2 separate regions of the Homo sapiens genome follow, and region 2 is linked to region 1. Evidence: chromatin contacts called from ENCODE Hi-C or POLR2A ChIA-PET data. All regions are on one chromosome and are shown on one strand. The core of a region is the stretch at or near the end of the contact, and the rest is flanking DNA. Distances in the headings are between cores, read along the strand shown. Region 1 overlaps GNAQ (G protein subunit alpha q). Region 2 overlaps GNAQ (G protein subunit alpha q).

What was found. Hi-C counts contacts between places; a loop is a spot of excess contacts on that map. ChIA-PET counts read pairs that join two places held with the same protein, here RNA polymerase II (POLR2A). Pooled maps may share reads with other maps.
Region 2: a pooled map shows a loop between it and region 1 (7-fold over the local background). The contact joins two enhancer-like sites. A Hi-C loop is called at or near these places in 4 of 50 pooled maps. POLR2A ChIA-PET finds 5 or more read pairs at or near these places in 2 of 52 experiments (CD8-positive, alpha-beta T cell and activated CD4-positive, alpha-beta memory T cell).

The regions. Positions count from the first base shown.
Region 1 is chr9:77,975,539-77,978,964 of GRCh38, forward strand. The region is part of intron 1 of GNAQ (G protein subunit alpha q); the gene reads right to left. Among named protein-coding and RNA genes, the nearest start is that of GNAQ, 55 kb to the right of the region's middle. RefSeq lists an enhancer at 1,795-2,089. Within about 2 kb of position 1,838, at least 13 of the 41 ENCODE cell types and tissues checked have a DNase peak (open chromatin) inside an H3K27ac peak, as active enhancers do.
Region 2 is chr9:77,716,347-77,719,772 of GRCh38, forward strand. GNAQ (G protein subunit alpha q) reads right to left here. Exons shown (of 7, transcript NM_002072.5): 7 at 1-3,426. Among named protein-coding and RNA genes, the nearest start is that of GNA14, 70 kb to the left of the region's middle. Within about 2 kb of position 1,730, at least 3 of the 41 ENCODE cell types and tissues checked have a DNase peak (open chromatin) inside an H3K27ac peak, as active enhancers do.

The DNA of each region.
Region 1 (3,426 bases), core at 588-3,087:
TTTTTTTTTTTTTTTTTTTTGAGACAAGGTCTCGCTCTCTCAGCAGGCTGGAGGGCAGTGGCGCGATCTCGGTTCACTGCAACCTCCTCCTCCCAGGTTCAAGCAATTCTTCTGCCTCAGCTTCCCGAGTAGTTGGGATTACACGCGCACACCACCATGCCCAGCTAATTTCTGTATTTTTAGTAGAGACGGGGTTTCACCATGTTGGCCAGGATGGTTGATCTCTTGACCTCATGATCCACCCGCCTCAGCCTCCCAAAGTGCTGGGATTACAGGCGTGAGCCACTGCGCTCAGCCCCGTTATCGGCCTTTTAATGGAGAGCAACAGGAAGAACAATCCTATAAAGCTCTCACTGCAATGAGAGTCATAGGATTCAGTGTGTTCTTTTGAAGACCCTTCTGAGAGCTGTCCTTCTGATCCTGGCATCGGGAAGAGCCATGTCACTGTTAAACAGTTTGTTTTAAAGATACTACAAGTGGTATAACTGATAAGGCTTCTATGTTATGCCAGTTGCTAGCAAGCTCCATGCCCAGTTTGAGGTTCACTGACATTATGTGTATCATTTCATTCTGATTCCATTTACTATCCTGCAGTTGTTTTAACTTTTTGTCTTCCACCTGCTTCTAATTTATATTAGTTTATATTTAACAAAAGCATCTTTAAATGCTTTTAGAAAAAGGTAGAACACAAAGTAAAGTGCCCAGTAAATGTTCAGCTCATTTTCAACAATCAAGGCTGAAGAACAACTGGGGTCAGGTGTTAAGAGTCCTAACCAGTGGTAAAAATTGGCAGCCAAAAACTATCCACTCAACAGGCTTGGTTTTTGTTTTTTGGTTTTTGGTTTTTTTTTGTTTTTGTTTTTGTTTTTTTTGAGACAGAGTCTCGCTCTGTTGCCCAGGCTGGAGTGCAATGGCACGATCTCAACTCAGTGCAACCTCCGCCTCCCAGGTTCAGGTGATTCTCCTGCCTCAGCCTCCCAAGTAGCTGGGATTACAGGCACGCGCTGCCACGCTGGCTAATTTTTGCATTTTTAGCAGAGATGGGGTTTCACCATATTGGTCAGGCTGGTCTCAAACTCCTGACCTCGTGATCCACCCACCTCAGCCTCCCAAAGTGCTGGGATTACAGGCGTGAGCCAACACGCCCGGCCCAGGCTTGTTTTTTAATTCTAGACAATAGTTTTAAGCTTTTCGATTAGTTGGCAACATTTAAAATCCAAGAGATTTCACATAAAAAGCAGATATTTTATTTACCTGGAAAAACTGGAAGCTCTGGCAAGCCTAAAAACCTGCTCTCCATACATGGCAACATTCAAAGCTGAACAACAGCTTCAATGAGCCATAAGGTTTTAGTTGGCCAGAGGTCCCACCCAGTGTCACTCATTTAAAACCACCTGCCTGAATCCCAAAGGCATATGACTTTGCAAGCATCAAGCACTAGACTATATTAACAGCAAATCAATTCCTGATAGAGAAATCTGCAGCTACAATTATTAGGCAGGATTTCACACCTGCTGGGAGAATCTCAGAGTACCCCTTTTTATCTCCTTTATCTTGAAAAATGGGATTATTTAGAAATTAGGCCTGAGAGAGGCAAAATGAGACACACTGGATAAAGGCAACTATTTATAAAGCCTCCTAAGGCAGAGCGCTTCCTTCAGCTATTGGCACTAACCCTCTAGTTAGCTCCTTCCCTGGCCCTTCTCCACACTCCATTCCCCACCCTAACCCCATCTCAGTACTACTGTCTCCACAACAACACAGATTAAGGCCAAAAGCAAAAATGGCAAAATCAAGTCCTCATTCTCCAAGGGCTCCTACCCCAAGACTTTCTTCCTTGACCGCCCACATGGAGGCGCCATGAACACAACTATCCACACTTCCCAAGGTCAAAACAAAATTGAGCTCCCTCTTGAAAAAAAAACAACAGCAGCTACCATTGTTCAACCCACAGGCATTCAGAGTGTTCATACAGCAAAGTCGAAATTTCCCCTTTCAGGAAGTTCCTGGGAGGAAGTCAGTGCCCTGAAGCTCAGCCACTCCTCAGACTAGAGAAAACAAAGGCAACGCAGACATGCACTCTCCAGAATGGCCATGGCATCCCAGAACAAGAAGCGGGGTTCTGCAACCCTGGAGCATTAGCCAGGGTGCTGGGCTTCCCCAGCAGCCCCTTATAGGAGGAACATTTTCACTTTGCAAGTCTGAAGAAGGCTAGTGGGGTTCTTTCCTTTATGTTTCTTCTATCTAAATACTTCTGCCATATTTTGATCAGGATCCAACCATGAAACCAGTTGAATACCTGAATGGGATCATGGGTGTAGTTATCTGTCACCTTGCCCCAACTTAACCCCCTTGTCCTGATTCTTTGGAAACCAGAACCCTCCACCAGTGGCAACAGCAGTCCCTGGTACCCTAGTAATAACAGTAATGTCATAGTATGCGTGGAAAATTATTCCTGACACTGTACATCTACAATTTGCTGAAATTCTTCCTTTTTCTTAAATTATATGAAAAGTAATACATGTGCAGGTAACTTTTCCTAAACAGAAGCATGGTAAAAAGTGGAAAGTAAGTGTCTCTGGGCCCATACTCCCCATTTCCACTCCCTTCCATTATTGCTTTTACAGTCCTTCTATGGTGATCAGCTTAACGAAATGACAGGCTTCTATCCCTGATGTGTCAACTTCAGACAGAATCTACTGACTTACCGCCTCCCCCGTATCTAACTCATTCACACTTACTTCACCTCTATTTTGTCTCTAGTTTTCTTGATTATACTATTTTTAGTCCTTCAATTGGTTAGCTCTGTTTCCTGTTTCAGCAGTATTACACAGTATTTCTCTACATCCCACCATGTAAAAGAAGAAAATGAGTACCAAGGTCCCTCTCCCTCCTGCCTCTTTTCCTGCCTTCTAGCCTCAGGCTTCTGTCTGCTCTTTCACTCCCTTTGCATTGCTAGATTTTAAAACCTTGATGATTGTTTTCTCTCTGTAGTTATAATTACATCTTTCCTGTCTTGTGTGGGGATTAACCAATAAACTATTTAGCTACATCCACAGCAGTATGATTGTGTAAATATTACCTCCCACAAAACCAACAGCAATGCTCAACTCCTAGAAAAGGAAATAGAACCCTTTATCAGTGAACCTGAGTCAAATGGGTTCTCTTTTCTTACACTCCACTAAATGTTCAAAACTATTATCACACTTTAGTTTGGTTTTTCACTTTTAAAAAAAATGGGCCAGGTACAGTGGCTCACGCCTATAATCCCAGCACTTTGGGAGGCGAGGCGAGTGGATCAATTGAGGTCAGTTCAAGACCAGCCTGGACAACATGGTAAAACCATGTCTCTACTAAAAACACAAAAATCAGCCGGGCGTGGTGGCACTGACCTGTAATCCCAGCTACTCAGGAGACTGAGTCACG
Region 2 (3,426 bases), core at 480-2,979, 260 kb before region 1:
GCAAAACTAGTTCCCATCCCCAAACAATAGACAGTACATGCATTTGAATGACATTTTAGGAACAGTAAATATTCTTTTAAATACTGCAAGTTAAAAATGTTTTCTGACAAAACTCCCTAAATACATAGGTCTAGTAAGGGTTTCCAACAGGATGATGGGTGAGGAATCCAGCAAGGAGTTGCATTTAGAGAGTTCTTTGAGGAAAAGAAATCCACCAAAAACGTGTTTCAGTCAAAGTAACCTGGACAAAGTTACGTAGTATTATTCCAGCTTTCTTTCCTGAACTTAAAAATGTTCTACCAACGAATACCTTTCTGTTTTTTCTGTCTACCAAAAGCTTATATAAAAGTCAGAATTTCTTTATCCAAGATCTGATTTTACCCAATAGATGTTTTCATAACATGTAAATGTCATTTGCTATATTGGGTTGGAATCATACGGGGAAATGGAGGACACAGGGTAGATAAGGAAGGCAAGGAGGAAATTAATATTTGAGCACCTACTATGTGCTAGGTGTGTATTCATACTTTGAACATATGATTCTAGAGGCAAGAGTGTTATTGAAAGGGCAGTGATCATTGGGAAGACAGCAGGAAATGGCTATTCTGTGAGAAAAACAAATGACAAGTTTAGGGTCTGTACTAAGTTATCTACTAAACAGCAGGTGTCTGGCTCCAAAAATCTCTAGCTAATCATATACAACTAAGCCATTTCTTTTCCTAATTTGATGGAACCAAAATGAAATCCCAAAGACACAGTTACCAGGACAGATCTATTAACGCTACATATGCTGGAAATATGTAGAGATAGATAAACATACAATATTACTAGTTTTATTTTTTTGTGTTTCTAACCAAAGATATATCTTTGGAAGAAAATATTAATGTATACCAAGCACACCTTATTTGTATCAATTGAGATGTTGATTACCAATTAAGTGGTTTTAAACCCTTATTTAATTTGAAGAAGAGCAGCAATATACATTACAATATTTGGGTACACTTTATTTTTATATGGGTTAACATTCTGCTATATTTCATTTCATTCGTTTTGAGAAACTGAAAACAAAGGGAAATCAAGGGTAATCGGTAGGTGATTTGAGGGAAATTTCCAACCAATATGTGAGTCTTGCAGTATTTCATTATACAGCCCTTTCTTCCCATTATTTATTTTTTTGCAAATAAGTCATTTTGACCCAAATCCAGCATAAATAGCTTTTCACCAATTCCTAACTTAAGACAACTAAAATTTACAATCATGTGGCAGTATAAATTTTAAAATTACAGTTCGTACACTTTGACAATCAAGATAGTCTGAAGTACAAAAAAGTAAATTGCCCTTTAGCTGAATTACCTTTTTAAAATAGGCCTGCTAGTTAATCTACCAAAAAAAAAAAAATACAAGTTTTACGTGTTCTTCAGATTCCTTTTGTAGTTGTCATCTGCTAGTAAACAACATATGCAGGTTCTTAAAATTTTTTTTTCCAGTCTATTCATGACATTCAACAGAGCTCTTTATATGGAAATGTTAAAAACAAAAACTTCTAGGAGATTTATTTACTTTTGAATGGGTGTGTTATTTCCCTTTGTTTCAGATATGAGGCACAAACTTCTGAATTTAAGCTCTGTAAGGCATAGTAGAAACTTCCAATTTACAAATAAGGAATTCTCTGGGGGTTAGAACTGCCATGTCACGCAAAAAGGGAAAAATCATCTGTAAACTGGTACACTGCAATGTGTTAAGTGAGTCATGAAATGGCTGCTTGCCTTGGTATGCTGAAGAAAGGTTTCTGTGTTTTATGTTTTTGTTTTTGAATAAGACATGCCCAAGTCACCATAAAACTCACCACAGGCCTCCATTACCTAAGCATCAACAATAGGAGGCCAGTGGCACACGCTTATAACGCTTGCAATCACAATATAATATAAAGCATGAGTAAACTTTGTTTTTATACAAAACTGAAAAGAATCCCGTCCCGCCCCTAGCCCCTTCAATAAAACCCCGAAGAAACAAAAAAGAAAATCCTTTAGCTTCGATTGACTGGTGTGGCTAAAATTAGGTTTCTATGCATCACTGCTGCTAGGGTGATCAATTTTTTCCTTTCTCAAGAGAAGGGATCTTGTCATGCACCCTACAGGAACAGCGAAGCCACAAACCTCAATTCTGCATAGCAAATTCCATCCCAATTTCATAAAGACAAATATAACAATCTTTCCCTGTTTTGCTCAGCTTCTTCAAGCTTTGAGATCAGGTTTAATTGACTACATTTACTATAGCTCTATTAAATAGAATATCTTGATTCCCTAAAACTGTAACACTTATGATCTTGTGATGAGGTTTTCTCTATACACACTGTAGGCCTTCAAATGTTGTTGTTTAATTTTTTTTTTTTTTTTTTTTTTTTTTGCTGCACCAAATTTAAGAACGCCCTTTCAGGCAAGCAGTGGTCTCTAGCTGTTAAAACATTTCCTTAGTGGATCACAATAGCTTCTAAAACTGCCTTTCTAGTAAAGGCCATCAGAGAGGTAATACTAAACTGTGCATTTGCCAAATAAGAATATGAATTGTATAAAAGCTCATATTCCAATCCTAGATCAAATGGCAAAAGTTCTACAAAGTTGGTTTCCATGTTTGTATAAAAGCTCCGACTGATTTTATGTATTTTGCTATGAAATTACCTTTGGGTCTTATAATCAGTATACCTCTACTCAGGAATGTGCAAATGATTTTATACAGCACGACGCTAGTACCGCTCTGTATGACAGTAAGGTTTTTTTTTTTTCTTCTTTTCTAAATGGAAAGAAAATATCCCTAGTCAGAAATAAACTGACAAATTTACATTCTCCTCTCTTAAAAAAGTAAATAAAATAACATTATTCAAAACGTGAATTAGCTATAGACATACAATACAATTACATAGATACATATCAATACAGCACATTCAATCTGCCAAAAAATTAATGATTACAAAGCCAGTATGGATGCTGCAATATCAAGAGAGATGTATGTACAATGATTAGAGCATTTGTAATTGCACTATACCTACAGGCAGTCTGTTTGTTAAATTACAGGTACTTTCTGAGCAAGGGAAAAAAAAAGTAAGCTGTGTTGTTTGAGGCTGGGAGAATCAAGGATGAGAACATCTCATTACTGTTGGGCGGCTTTGGTACTCATTTAACAGGCCGTGATTTTTCTCCCTCCCCCTTTGTTGTTCCAAAAGAGTGATTTATATGGAAGTTTACACTAGTGCCAAATACCACTGTAGTTAAAATGAGACCAGTATCATGGCCTAATTCTAACGTCCCAGCAGCTTTGAACAATCATGATTTATTTTCTTAAATCAAATTTCAACTCAAGCTGCTTGACAGAAGCTTGTCAATACATGTGCTGTATTTTTTTTGCATTTGTTGAAAAATTGCACATATA